Regions from separate parts of the Homo sapiens genome. Here region 1 is linked to region 2. Evidence: read pairs that join two places in POLR2A ChIA-PET (ENCODE). Cell type or tissue: A673. All regions are shown on one strand.

What was found. ChIA-PET counts read pairs that join two places held together with the same protein. Peaks named below come from ENCODE experiments on the same cell type or tissue, not always from the same donor. Only the 100,000 strongest peaks of a DNase experiment are listed, where the experiment ranks them.
Region 1: POLR2A ChIA-PET joins it to region 2 with 11 read pairs; 5 of 35 experiments call an interaction of 5 or more read pairs at or near these places.

What each region holds. Positions count from the first base shown.
Region 1 is chr7:70,169,829-70,177,828 of GRCh38, reverse strand. All of the region lies in intron 4 of AUTS2 (activator of transcription and developmental regulator AUTS2), which reads right to left. Among named protein-coding and RNA genes, the nearest start is that of AUTS2, 580 kb to the right of the region's middle. In A673, no CTCF peak of the experiment used is centred here; no DNase peak of the experiment used is centred here.
Region 2 is chr7:70,095,330-70,103,329 of GRCh38, reverse strand. All of the region lies in intron 2 of AUTS2 (activator of transcription and developmental regulator AUTS2), which reads right to left. Among named protein-coding and RNA genes, the nearest start is that of AUTS2, 500 kb to the right of the region's middle. In A673, no CTCF peak of the experiment used is centred here; a DNase peak (open chromatin) is centred at 4,979; H3K27me3 peaks cover 4,323 bases.

The DNA of each region.
Region 1 (8,000 bases), 74 kb before region 2:
GTCCAAACAATGAGAATGCAGAACAGACAGATTTAATTAAAAATGAAAACACAAATCTTTGTAAGGGGTGGGGTGGTATACAGAAAGCTTAAATCACTTACACATCATAAAAATGACCTTTGTTGGAGGGAATTTTTCCTTTCCTTAACGAAACCCCTAGCCAGAACCTGAATTTAGGTTGTCAAGTTCAAATGTCTGCTCCCTCATTATCACTAGCTGTAAAATATTGGTTATAAGCTTCAGTTTTTCTGAGACTAGATTCCCTATATGTAAAATATGGATAATAATTATAGTAGAAATGTTTCAAAATGAAATAACAGAAATGAAATGATCTAAAACACCATGCAAGACCCAGACAAAAAATAAGTAAATGTGGTTCTCTTCTCCCATAACCACCACGCACACATTCATCTCTGAGGTATCATGGTGTGGTGGTTTTGAGCACAGCTAAGTTCAAATCATGGCTCGGCCAGCTACTAGCTATATGGCGACTCACAGGTTTCTGAATCTAAGCCTCAGGCTCCTCACTAGAAAAATGATGTCAATAACAGTACCTCCTTGAAAGGCTCATTGTGAAGAAGTGAGTTATTACTTGAAACATGCTTAGAACAGTACTTGGCACACAAAGCTCAATAACTGCTTGCTGGCATCAGGATTACTATTATTTATAAAATTTGAAAATTTATTGACAGAGAGATTGCCTCCTTTGAAATTTCAAAAAACTAAGGGCAAAGCACGGGATTTAATCAAGTCTGACCTTCTAATCATGCTATGTCTCCTGTGAAGTTGTCTAGGAAATGATGATATTTTGCATTGATTAGGCAACATGATACTTCTTGTTCTGTAACTTGCTAATATACTTTTTACTTTTATGAAGAATGAGGTACAACACTAAGAAAACAATTCATATAAGAAATTTACTTATTAAAACACAACTTCCAGGGTATGATCTGAGATCAAAGCAGTCCAAATTCCGTTATCTGCTGCTTGATTCAGAGAGAAAAGCACTCCAGTATGATGGGTCCTAGGCTGTGCAAGACAACCCATCACCAGAGAGAGATTCAATTATATTTGGGGACCATTCTAAGGCAGACAGACACTGAACATATTTTAGAAAGATTTTCAGGAATAAGCCTGTTGGAACAAATATATTTTTCAGAATGATCCAAATTTAAATAAACAACACTTCATCTCAATTAACAAAGATTTTACTGCATTGTTTTCTTAACAAAGAAGATTGAGCATTATCAAATGGCATATGTAAGCAAGGAAGGTTAATTATTCCTAATATTCAACTTCATTTACACTAGCACTGCTGAGAAAAACAGTTGACAGTTGTTTGCACAGGCAGAATCATTGCCATTGCACAAAAGAAGAAACCAAATACCAAAAAGTTAAAGACTGTCTCTAGAGTTAAGAGCTTTTGAGTAAAAGTGTAAAGAATGAGGAGTTCAGACATCCTGCTCCTGATTCTGGAGGGCAGACAGTGAGACTTGAAGTAATTATTAAGTGATTGCTTGAATATTTTATTATACTACTACTATTGTATAATTATTATACTAACAATATCTATAGCTTTCTTGTACGTACTATGAATTCCTACATTGAGAATATTCCATCCTTCATTGGAAACTAATAACAAACAATCCTATTCTAGCAGTAACCCTAATGAAACCTCATTATGGTGAAGAGAATACCTGCAAAAATTCATCAGACTATGGGATTCTTCACTCCTGTTGAAGTAATACATGGAATCCAGACAGGTTCCAAACTATATTGAAATCTAAGTGTCTTCCAGGTTATCAGCCTTTATGTGAGATAGTCATACTACTTCTTAATGAAAATACAGGAATACCTAAGACATTGTAGATTTGGTTCCAAACCACCACAATAAAATGAATATTGCAATAAAGCAAGTCCCATGAACTTTTGGTTTCCCAGTGAACACAAAAATTATGTTAAGTTATTAACATAATTGATAGCATTATGTCTAAAACTAATAGACATATTAGGCTATATGTGTATAATAGCATTATGTCTAAAAATTCAATGTAGTTACCTTAATTTTAAAAATGCTTTATTGCTAAAAATATGCTAACAAACACCTGAGTCTGGTGGATGGATTTTTGCAGGTATCCTTTGGCAAGTCATAATCTTTTTGCTGGTGGAGGGTCTTGCATACATGTTGATGGTTGCTGACTGATCAGACTGGTGGTTGCTGAAGGTTGGGTGGCTGTGGCAATTTCTTGCAGTAAGACACCAATGAAGTTTGCTCCATCAACTGACTCTTCCTTTCATGAAAGATTTCTCTGTAGCATGGGAAGCTGTTTGATAGCATATTACCCACATAGAACTTCTTTAAAAAGTGAAGTCAATCCTCAAATACCGCCACTGATTTATCAACTGAGTTTATGGAATATTCTAAATTCTTTGCTGTAGTTTCAACAACATTCACAGCATCTTCACCAGGAGTAGACTCCATCTCAAGAAAACACTTTCTTTGTTCATCCATAAAGAAGCAACTCCTCATCTGTTCAATTTTGGTGATGAGATTGCAGAAATTCAGTAACACCTTCAAGGCCCCAATTCTAATGCTAGTTCTCTTGATATTTCCATGCATCTGCAGCAATTTCCTCTACTGAAGCCTTGAACACCTCAAAGACATCCATTAAGTTTGGAATAAACTTCTTCCAAATTCCTGTTCATGTTGGTATTTTGATTTCCTCCTATATGTCATGAATGTTCTTAATGGCATCTAGAATGGGGAATCCTTTGCTAAAGGTTTCAATTGACTTTGCCCAGATCCATCAGAGGAAATCACTAATTACGGTGGCTAAAGCCTTATGAAATGCATTTCTTAAATAATGAGACTTGAAAGTTGAAATTACTTCTTGATCCATGAATGGTAAAATAAATGTTCTGTCACCAGGCATGAAAACAACATTTATCTCCTTGTACAACTCCATCAGAGCCCTTGGGTGATCATGTACATTATCAATGAATAGTAATACTTTAAAAGGAATCTTTTTTTCCAAGCAGTAGGTCTCAATAGCGGGCTTAAAATATTTAGTAAACCATGTCGTAAACAGATGTGCTGTCATCCCAGCTTTGTTGTTTTATTTCTAGAGCACAGGGCAGATTTGGCATAATTTTTAAGTGCCCTACAATTTTTGGAATGATAAAATAAGCAATGGTTTCAACTTAAAGTCACCAGCTACATTAGCCTCCTACGAAGAGTCAGCCTGTCCTTTGAAGCTAGGCATGGGACTTCTCCTTTCTAGCTTTGAAAGTCATAGGTGGCATCTTCTTCTAATAGAAGGCTGTTTTGTCTACAGTAAAACTCTGTTATTCAACGTGGCCACCTTTATCAATGATCTTAGCTAGATCTTCTGGGTAACATGCCACAGCTACTCCATCAGCACTTGTGTTTCACCCTGCAGTTTTCTGTTCTAGAGATAGTTCCTTTCCTTAAACCTCTTAAACCACACTCTGATAGCTTCCAGCTTTTCTTCTGCAGCTTCCTTGCCTCTCTCACTCTCCACAGAATTGAACAGAGAGCCTTGTATGGATTAGGTTTTGGCTTAAGGGAATGTTGTAACTGGTTTCATCTCCCATCAAGACTCCTAAAATTTCTCCATATCAGCAAAAGGGCTGTTTCACTTTCTTATCACTCATGTGTTCACTGGAGTAGCACCTATTATTTCCTTTAATCACTTTTCCTTTGCATTCACAACTTGGCCAACAGGTGCAAGAGACTTAGCTTTCAGCCCATCTTGGCTTTCAACATGCCTTCCTTACTAAGCTAAATCATTTCTAGAGTTTGATTTATTCAAGTGAGTGACATGAGACTCTTTTTTCACTCAAACACTTAGAGTCCAGTGTAGTGTTATTAACTGACCTAATTTCAATATTGTTGTGTCTCAGGGAATAGGAAGGCCAGGGAAGGAGAGAGAGAGAGAGGAAAGGCAGGTTGGTGAAACAGAACACACACTGTTCTTATATAGCGAGGTTTATGTCACTCCAAAATAACTAAAATAGTAACATCAAAGATCACTGATCACAGATCACCACAACAGTTATAATTATAATAAAAAAGTTTGAAATAGTGCAAGAATTACCAAAATGTCACACAGAGACATGAAGTGAGCATATGCTGTTGGAAAAACGGTGCTGACAGACTTGCTTGATGTAAGGTTTACACAAAACTTTAATTTGTAAAAAATACAGTATCTGCCAAGCACAATAAAGCAATGTATGCTCATATTAGAAAAGAACTTATTGGAAGTACGAATGAATGACATATAAAAGAGAAGTACATGCTACTGTCATGTAAATATGCCAGATGCTGTTTCTGTCCCCCAATTAATGCCAGAAAGGATTCCACAAAATGCGAATGGCTCATTGCAGAGACTGAGATAGAATGCCTTCCGTCAACATTTTCTTTCTCTCTTTCTTTTTTTTTTTTTTTGAGACGGGGTCCCGCTCTGTTGCCCAGGCTGGAGTACAGTGGCACGACCTCGGCTCACTGCAAGCTCCGCCTCCCGGGTTCACGCCATTCTCCTGCCTCAGACTACAGGCACCCACCACCATACCTGGCTAATTTTTTGCATTTTTAGTAGAGACAGGGTTTCACTGTGTTAGCCAGGATGGTCTCGATCTCCTGACCTCGTGATCCACCTACCTCGGCCTCCCAAAGTACTGGGATTACAGGCATGAGCCACTGTGCGAAGTTCCCCAAACTCCCAGTGGTAAGAGACTCTACATTTTAAAAGAATTCAATAGGAAGAAATTGAAACCCCACAGACATTTAGTATACACCCTCACTCTGGCCAGGCCAGTGAATCCTCAACCACTACTACTTACTAGGTATCAAAAAATGTAATCGCATATACTTTGCAGCAAAATCAATCCTTTTAGAATCCTTGAAGGTTTGGAGAAAAGTTTACAAATTGTGATGAATTTCATGGGCCAAATCCTATGAACTGAGAGTCATCAATTATCATTTATTAATCAACTATAATAATGATGTTTCATAATCATTATATTGTAGACATAATAATAATGAAGGCAATGCAATTTGCTCTCAAAAAGCTTTGGCAGGCAATAGCACTGTCTAATAAGGATGCAGCTGGGCAAATAGCTTATGGTGTTGAGAAATATTAAAATAAGCAAAAGTGCATAGGGAAAGAAGGCATTAGATATACATATTTTCAAGTTATTAAAAATTGAAAAAATATAAAGGTGAGATTAATGTTACAGAATCTATCTGCATCTCTAGAAATGAAGGGTTTAGATTATATGAAATATTTTCTACTCTCAAGGATGTACTCTAGCTAGAAAAAGAACCATTGCATAGAATCTGAATGAGTGATGGGCTGAGAAGCATCTGATGAAATCGAAGAAGGAAAATAAAATTTCCCATGAAAGAACGTTCTTTAATTACGAAGAAGGTTGTCTGGGATTACCTTACAGAAACCTTGCAAATCCTCGCTCTTTATACCTGGTAAAATGAGAGCTACCTGGAAAGCTGTATTTCCTGCCTTGCTCTTTCAGGTCCACAGACACAAAAGAACTGAGGATATAGAATCAGCAGCAGCACAAGACATCCTGTAAATGCTGGGGAACAGAGAGATCAGGCCATAGATCCACCACTCCATGGCCATATAGGAAGTTTGCAGCTTTCAATATTGTCAGTGTCGTGCTGGATAAACACAGGGGGGTTAGGAAAAGCAACGACAGAGTGAGGGAAGCTTGGTGAGGAGGAAAGAAAGGGTTTCCATCACAAAGCAACAGCAATGGAGAGAAACTCAGGGCAGATGGGAAATCTGCAATCATCTGACCCCAGAAATGCAGAAAGAAATGTAGTCCTTCGTCTTAAAAAGCTCTGACCAAGAAAAGAAGGAGGGAAAAACTACCCCCCCCCAAAAAAAAAAACTTGTTTATAATAAAGACTACATTCTGTAGCAATTTCCCAGATTCCTGGGGTTAGAAATCTAGATTGCCAATGGATAAGTGAGCCTTAAAATCACATCCCTGCTGACAAAAATTCATTTCTTATAACCGTCTCCATTTACCGGAATGCTGAATCTTTCCCATGGGGAAGGAACAAATGAAAATGTTATTTCTCTGCTCATGAACTCATACCTTTCTGTCTGCTTTTCACTGTTGGCAATTTCATTCTCCTCCAAATTTGACTAAAGCCCGTGACCTGAGGGAAATAATGTCTATATAATAATCTTCTGAAACTCTAATTCTGAGTCATGTTTTTTTTGGATGTTGCCTCGCAGTTTATGAAAATTGCACTGAGCTATGAAATGTAAGTGATGTGATGTCTCTGCCTAACATAATCATTTTGCTGGTGAACATGTTGCAAATACTAATGAAAAGGAGGCTCCCACAAAAGCCATGAAAGCTGGTTAATGGCAACAATCTAGCAGCAGTGGCTCCCATCTTCCTCACATACCTCTCAGAATAGAACTGCGAAGGGTAAAGGACAGGTGGGCAAACACAGTCAGAAAAAGGGGAAGAATTCGCTTCCACTGTGACCCCTTCCTTGTTCCCCTTGCCTGAAATCTTATCAACGTCTGTGAGTTTGGGAAAATGGCATGCAATCCAACAGTTTGGGAACAATAGAGTACTAACTTTCCATTTTAAAGAATTTTCAATTTTGAAATAGGCTCAGTTATCTGTTTTAAGTCAGTTTAGCCATACAGTGTAATCAATGAGGATTTCTCCATGAGACATACAAATAACTACAGAACCTGGCAGTAGACCCAAGAAGGCTGAAATTTCCGTCTATCATTCAGTGAATTTACCACAATGAAAGGGACTAAAGACTATGTTTTTACTTTTCCCCCAGTCATTTAGATCTATTCAACGTGCAAGCAAGGGAATTAAATAGAGTTATAAAGGCAATGTGCCCCGGCCGGGGGCGGTGGCTCACACCTGTAATCCCAGCACTCTAGGAGGCCGAGGAAGGTGGATCACGAGGTCAGGAGTTCAAGACCAGCCTGGCCAAAATGGTGAAACCCTGTCTCTACTAAAAATACAAAAATTAGCCACGCGTGGTGGCAGGCACCTGTAATCTCAGCTACTCGGCAAGGTGAGGTAGGAGAATCGCTTGAACCCGGGAGGTGGAGGTTGCAGTGAGGTTGCAGTGAGCTGAGATCGCACCACCGCACTCCAGCCTGGGGGACAAGAGCAAGACTTCATCTCAAAAAAAAAAAAAAAAAAGATAACGTGTCCCTAGTATATCCCATCTCAAAGAGCTTGGACCTTTTAACCTAAATGTCTGTGATCTATAATGCTTGTTCATTTACCTTTACTACCAAAATAGAAATGGAAATAATATAAAACTTTAAAACTTATTAATATATTTAGGCTAGGCGCAGTGGCTGTAATCCCTGTAATCCCACCAGGAAGGCCAAGGCAGGCGGATTGCTTGAGCTCAGGAGTTCAAGACCAGCCTTGACAACACGGTGAAGCCCCAACACTACAAAAATACAAAAATTAGCGGTGGTATATGCCTGTAGACCCAGCTACTTGGGAGGCTGAGGTGGGAGGATCGCTTGAGCCCAGGAGGTAGAGATTGCAGTGAGCTGAGATCATGCCACTGCACTCCAGCCTGGGCGAAGAAGTAAGACCCTGTCTCAAAAAAAAAAAAAAAAAATACTTGCATTTAGCTATCAAATTGCCTTTTGAGAGACAGTGGATCAAAGATTTTGTGAGTTTTTTTTTTTAATAAAAAAAAACCTCTATTATTTGAAATTCCCTCCCCTCTCCTGATTCCCAGCAAATGAATGTTTTTAATAGTTTCCAATTTTCAGCAAGTATTACTGCAATTGTATTTGGATCTTGAGGCTATTTAGGGAATGATGCAATGTTACAAAATTAAGCAGCAAATAAAGTTTTGTAAGGAACCCACACCACACATATGTGGCATCACTATCTAGAATTTGCCAACCCCCATTTTACCAGTAATACTAACAGGAAATAATTAG
Region 2 (8,000 bases):
AAGTAAGTGGAGGCTCAGGTTAACCTGGGATTAAACAGAAAGGAAGAGATGGGCCTAGAATTCACATTCAGGCCTTTTTATTCTGGAGTGTGCATTATTTCCAAAACATTATGCTACCCCTCCAGAGTAACATTGTATTAATAATTTATGGGCAATGGAGGCATGTTATAACACATTGCAGTGTGTTTGTTCCTTTGGATAGCTCTAATATTTTTCTGATTTACTGACCAAACATTTAGAGTAAGCAATTAGCAAACAGATATAAATAATTATTCTGGTATCTCTAAAGGAATAAATTTTAAGTAAATACCACACACCTTAATGATATTTTTACAACCATGTCTCTCAATTCTGGATGACTAATACATAATTTGATGTGGTTGAATCTTAATATATTAATTGCATTAATATAAGAATAAATTCTACAATACTCTCTCAAATTTCTTCAAACACTTCAAATAATTAAAGCAGTCTCTAACAGTTTTTTTTGGTCATATTAGACCAGACAAGCAATTGAGAATATAATTTCATTTACCTTAGCCATCTTAAAGAAATTTGGATTAAATTAATGATGGAAAAAAAACTATAATCAACTGAAGTTAGTTTTATTTCTTACTCAAAATCTACAGGTGCCATGAAATTGCTGTCTGACTTGTAACTATAATCTTATTAGTATAAGATTATTAGAAGGAAAAGAATAGAAAGGCATGTAGACTAGCCCATTTATTTAAAAAGCTCTGCTAAATTCCAGTGCTTATACCTACAATACATATACGTACGTGTGTGTGTGTGTGTGTGATCTAACCAAAGAAACTATAATGCCAAAACTATATGAAAATACCTGACAGCTGGTAGCTAATGGTAAAAGGAAATCACCAAAAAATAAAAAATAAATAAAAAGTAAACACTGCAGGCTGGGTGTGGTGGCTCACACCTGTAATCCCAGCTCTTTGGGAGGCTGAGGCAAGCAGATCACGAGGTCAGGAGATCAAGAATATCCTGGCTAACACGGTGAAACCCCGTCTCTACTAAAAATACAAAAAATTAGCTGGGCGTGGTGGCAGGCGCCTGTAGTCCCAGCTACTCGGGAGGCTGAGGCAGGAGAATGGTGTGAACCCGGGAGCCAGAGCTTGCGGTGAGCCGAGATCACGCCACTGCACTCCAGCCTGGGCGAAAGTGCGAGACTCTGTCTCAAAAAAAAAAAAAAAAAAAAAGTAAACACTGCAAAGTAAGGGGTATCTACTTCATACTTCTTTGCTATTGGACAATGAAAGCTTAATGAAGTCTTTAAACCAAAATGTTACGGTTGAACGAATACGTAAAGCTATTACAAAATATATAAAATAAATGTGGGATTTTTCTTAGCAACCAGGTGGACATATTTTACTTATGATATCTGTCCAGTACTTACAGCAATAATATGGAGAATATTTGATAAAAGAGTAAGAGACTATATTGTCACAGCAATGGCTGGCAGTGACATGGGGAAGAAATTCTAGTTGGGAGACAGAGGACATATTTTTAGTGGAATGATTTTTTTTTCCTATTAAAAACTCCCTGACACATTAAAAAGTCATTATAGACATACTCTCTACCTTTTTATTTTTATTTCTTTAATTTTTGTTTTTTGTTTTTTGAGATAGGTCTCACTCTGTCACCCAGGCTGGAGTGCAGTAGCACAACCTCAGCTCACTGCAACCTCTGCCTCCCAGGTTCAAGCAATTCTTGTGCCTCAGCCTCCCAAGTAGCTGGGATTACAAGCATGCACCACCATGCCCGGCTAATTTTTGTATTTTTAGTAAAGACGGTGTTTCACTGTTTTGTTCAGGCTGGTCTTTAACTCCTGATCTCAAGTGATCTGCCCACCTCAGCCTCCCAAAATGCTGGGATTACAGGCATGAACCACTCTTTTTAGAAGGAAGGAGGGGACCTGCCCCTTTTTTTCTTTTTTTTTTTGGCAGTTCTTATGAAAATTCATAAGCCAGATAGCATTCAATAAATGTAAAGAGCTGAAGAATTTGGTTTTATAGAAAAACATCAATTAGCATAAGAAAATTAGCAATTAAGCAATCATTATACAACATATATCAATATTACTAATGAGTGAACATCTACTCTAAAATTCTAGCTTGAACTCTTAAAACCAAATATATGCCAGGCGAAGTGGCTCACGCCTGTAATCCCAGCACTTTGGGAGGCCGAGGCTGGCAGATCACCTGGCGTCAGGAGTTCGAGACCAGCCTGGCCAACATGGTGAAACCCCGTCTCTACTAAAAATACAAAAATTAGCCAGGTGTGGTGGTGTGCGCCTATAGTCCCAGCTACTCGGGAGGCAGAGGCAGGAGAATCGCTTGAACCCAGGAGGCGGAGGTTGCAGTGAGCCGAGATCATGCCACTGCACTCCAGCCTGGGGGATAGAAGGAGACTCTGTCTCAAAAAAACAAAAACAAAAACAAATGTATATGAAGCATCACTACTTTACTGTGATTACCTATCCTTCATGACAGCTGTCCTTGGGTTCCACACCTCATATTCCTATTGTAATAAATTCTTTCCTGGGTCTCCTTAGCAATGGACCTTTGGCCCAATGTCATTTGCTACCTAAATTTAAATGTTTTTAAATCTATCTACTTTTTCAGTACATGAAATTCAACTTGATACTCTTGAACAAAAGAATGGTACAACCAATGAGAACGCATGGACACAGGGAGGGGAACATCACACACCAGGGCCTATTGTGGGGTGGGGGGCTGGGGGAGGGATAGCGTTAGGAGAAATACCTAATGTAAATGATGAGGTGATGGGTGCAACAAACCAACATGACACAGGTATACCTATGTAACAAACTTGCATGTTGTGCACATGTACTCTAGAACTTAAAGTATTTAAAAAAAAAAAAATGGTACAACCGTTATAGCTTTCTACTTCCACAGACTTTGTGGTCAGGTCTATGGGGATAATCCAATAAAAGGGGACATATTTAAGTTCCACTCTTAAAGTTGTATTCATAAAAAATGCAAGACCAGGCCCAGAAAAGTGTCCTAAAGCACAGAGATAATTTGTGCAAAGATGGTTATAAACCAGAATTTTTGCTGAGATTCTAAATGAAGATGACACACTCTAAATGCAAATGACATTAATATGGAAGCCAGTAAAGAGGTTCATGAAGTTGAATAAGAGATACAGCATTATTTCTGGAATACTGAAGACAGCGACCACAACAAGAGTTACTTACTGAAACAAATTTTAACGTTAAGGAATCTCTAAAAGCTGATACCTCCTAAAACTGGAATACAGTCTAAAAATACATATTTGTCATTTTTTTTTTACTGCTGTTCTCTACCCTTAATTTTGTGATGCTTTACTTGCCAACAATATGCTTTTCTAAACATAATTCCAAACAAACTACAAATCAGAGGTATGGATATATATGTAAAAACTGAAGAGTAAATACTGTAGAAGAACAAACACTTGTACCAATTATGTCTTTCTACTATTTCTGTTCTTAAAACTAATAAAATGTACCTTTCTTGTGCAGTGACTGGAAATACTACAAGAAAATGTTTGCAGAACTTGACTTTTCTGGAGGAATTTTTAAATGTAAACACACTTTAAAAATAACCATCATTTTAATTTAACATTAAATAGGGTAGGTAGTTGAGGCATAACGTGTCTTTTTCTGCCTTAAAAATGCCACAGAGCTCAATCAAAACTTCTGATCTGAGTGGAAGAATAAGCTATTTCCTATGTCCCAGAAACCTTACTGTCACTAGGGCAGGGAGAAAACTGCTCATTGTGAATTGTATTTAAGGGAGCCAAAAAAAAAAAAAATCCCCTGAGTCACAGGGCTTAAAGCCAAAAAAATGACCCCCACCAGCCAAAGTCACCATTCAGAAACCTATTATTACAGAAGAAATTCAACACGTAGAGAACAGCCCTAAGTTAAGGAAGATGCTAAGATCCAAGAATTTTAACCTACGCTGACATTTCATCCAAGGGAGAGTGCAAGAAAATCTGCCTTTACCTATAAACTTTGGCTTCCACAAAAAATATTGATTCTAACAGTTTTTGGAGTTAAATACACAAGAACATGTACCAGATTCCCTTTCTTCCTTCTCCTAGTTTTGTGGCTAGATATGGGAAAGGAAAAGAGAGAGAAAGAGGTTTTTTTCAAGAAATGTTGAGGTTAACAAAAACAGCCTAAGACCTGGCCTTTGTCCATGGACTAAATGACTAAAAGGAATCATGACGGGCAGGAATTTTCAAGGACCAACAATGTATGACAAAATAAACAGAAACACTTCTGGGGATAAGAAAAAACAGTATAAGGCCAGGCACAGTGGCTCACGCCTATAATCCCAGCACTTTGGGAGGTCGAGGTGGGCGGATCACCTGAGGTTGGGAGTTTGAGACCAGCCTGACCAACATGGAGAAACCCCATCTCTACTAAAAATAAAAAATTAGCTGGGCGTGATGGCGCACGCTTGTAATCCCAGCTACTCGGGAGGCTGAGGCAGGAGAATTGCTTGAACCCAAGAGGCGGAGGTTGCAGTGAGCCGAGATTGTGACATTGCACTCCAGCCTGGGCAACAAGAGCAAAACTCTGTCTCAAAAAAAAAAAAAGAAAAGAAAAAAGTTTAAAACTTCTGGATTTACAAGGTCAAGGAAAAATAAAAAGACATGGTCTACAACATCAACAATTGGAGAATTATAAAAGTAAAAAATCATCCCTTTCCTTGGCTTTTTATTTTTTCCCCCTTTGAGTGAGACTCCAGGCTGTCAACCACCGGTACCCCACAGCTAGCCATGGCAACAGCTGCATGGCTCTGCTGTAATAAACTGGAAAAATTTAATAGCTTTTATTGTTCTGCAGTGGTGTCTAAGCATATCCACTCTCCCCTCCTAGGACTCCCAGCCCCGCAAGGGCAGCAATGAGAGAAGATCTCATTTACCTAAAAGCACTTATAAATTTTTAATTTGCTTTAACAAGTAAATTAACAAGTCCCTCATTCAGGCAAGTTTTATGGCTTCTTGCCACTTGGGGAAGGCCGTAAAAGTTTTATAGATAATCCAGAGCTACTGAGACTGCTCATAATAAATTGTCTGTTTCCTGTTATTTTATCAAACCACTGGGCTTCTAATGACTTAAAGTCACAGTTCTCTTATATTCAGGCTTTTTATGAGGCCATATTTATAAACTCCAAAGAATACCTTAAATTATACTGGGCCCCTGCTAATCATTACGAAGATTTTTTTTTCTTTTAATGGGAGCTTACCTTTAGCTCACACCCAGCTAATAAATGCTGCAAATGTGTTTTGGAGACAGCATGCTGATTCTACGTATTATTTAAGATGCTGCCTTACCCAGAGTTTCCATTAGCAAATGCTTTCAAATATCTGCAACCTCATCTGTTCTGTACAGACTCACCAACAGTTCTTCCCATTTGAGTGCCATGCTTTCTAGACTGCCGCACTTTATCCTACAAGGGAGCAGCCTGATAATTGCATGAAGCATGCATGTCAAGAGGCTGAGCTTCCAGTATGTGGACTAGAGTGTGACCTTGGATTAACATTAAATTTAGCTCCTAGTTACCAGCAAGCCATTCAGACATGAATCACAATTAAAGACAAGTACCATTCAAATTATTCACCCATTTTTGACTACTGATTATCAGCTAGGAATGGGGTTGACAATGTATAGAATACAGAGAATAAGATATTATGCCATTTACTATTAAGAACTGTACAGATATACTCAGTGTTAGAAATAAGTGACAAAGTAGGGAGAATGAAATATGCTCTCCAAACAATCTCTGATAATGTGGAATTAGTGGAAGTGCTAAGTGGCCCAGTATGCTTTGTGATCACCTCTATATTTTATACATATGCATACACACATGCACATGCAGACATCAAGAGGGATGCATTTTTTTCAAATTAGTCTATCTAGGGAGAGAACCTTAAGAAAATGTCACCCACCAGTAAGAGCAGAATGATCTATATAGGGCCTTTAAACAAAATGATTCAAAAGGTGAAGAGATTACATCTCCGTTCATGCAAATACAACATGCACTGCAGGATGCACACTGAGTTCTTGATTCATTCATACTGATTTTTCCCCACAGAAAATACAACTTGCAGATTAGTAACACCCAGTGTAATCTCATATAAAGGTTCATCATTTAAATAATGACTGTTCTTATATCATATTCATGAGTATTTGAACCATAGCACCTTGTCCAAAGCTGAAATGCATGAACCTCTTGGCCAAGGTGTCATTGAAAATGCATTCGTACTAATTCTTTTCAATTTCAGCCCTTTAGGGAAGGCACAAATAACACCAGGTAGAAGAAGCAAAAAGAGAACGTAAGATAGCAAAGCTTGGTGTAAATGCTGCCCAATATCACTTTTCAAGGATCATGCATGCATGCTGACACTGGCTATCCCACTTCTAGAATAACTTAATTTCTACCTTAATTTTGGCATTATATTCTAATTCTCTTGGAACACTTGCTAGAGAAAAGATATGATGATTTCTATATCGTACTTGAACTCAGCATTATCCTCCTTCTGAATTTTCGGAGGTTTAAGACAACACAGTTGGCTTCAATAAATTTTATTCTCTCTGTAAATCTGATGTAATAATAATGAAAATTATACAAACTCAAATGAGTATAGTCCTTTACACAGTATTTTCTTTTTCTTTTTTTTTCTTTTTTTTTTTTTTTTTAAGATGGAGTTTCACTCTTGTTGCCCAGGCTGGAGTGCAATGGCGCGATCTCGGCTCACCACAAACTCCACTTCCCAGGTTCAAGCGATTCTCCTACCTCAGCCTCCCTAGTTAGCTGGGATTACAGGCGCCCGCCACCATGCCCAGCTAATTTTTTGTATTTTTAGTAGAGATGGGGTTTCACTATGTTGGCGAGGCTGGTCTCCAACTCCTGACCTTAGGCGCTCCACCCACCTCAGCCTCCCAAAGTGCTGGGATTACAGACGTGAGCCACTGCGACCGGCTTTTTCAACAATTTTTTTATTCATGCATAATTGATATGCATAGTTTCAGGGTACATGTGATGATCTAATACATTCATATTATTTGTAAAAATTAAATCAGTGTACTTGAAATATCCATCCCTTTAATGAAGTGTTTTCAAATACACAATTCCATTCACTCTTTACAACCCCGTGTGAACTAGTACAACTATTCCCATTTTGCTGATGTGAAACTTTGTCTCAGAGAGGTTGACAAATCCCATTTCCCACAGCTGGAGAGAAGGGTAGGTCTTGAACTCAGAGTTGAGGAGATACCAGTGAAGAGGAAGTTATAACAATATCCTTAGTAGATACAATAGGGTTTATATACAAGTATATAACAGAATGCTCTTCTTGAATGCTACCTTGCTGTTCTTAAAACTGTGTACTAAATTAATACATAGAGGTGAAGTATAGTTCCTGTATGGATCAAACCCTTTCTTCAATACCATAACTAAACATGGCCAGTTTATTCCTCGTAAATGGCAAACCACTGATTTTAACAGAAATTAGGCAAGACGCTTTTCTTTAGACTCTATCACAGAGTCTACAGCATCTAGAAGCCCTCAACAAATTTTTATTGAATACAAAGGCAATATAAAAATTTTAAGTGTATAACTGTATTATTATTTGTTCTTGTCTGTCTCTCCAATAACCTATAAACTAAAGTAGAGCAGAGACTATGTATCTTTTTATTTTTTTACTGCTATAACCTCAGCACCTAGCATAATACCTGGCATACAGTAGGTACTCAATAAATATGTTAAGTGAATGTACATATTCATGAATAACAGAAGTGCCTTAATGCCCATTCATTACCACTCCTGAAAATGTCTCCAAAATAACAAGAGTTAGCCTCTCCTAATGGGTCAGAAGCATGATTCTGAATGTGAAGAAAAGGACCATCAGGCAGGCTCCAAGTAGTACACGTAGTTGTAAGACTTCTATGCGTGTATGAGAATGCACGT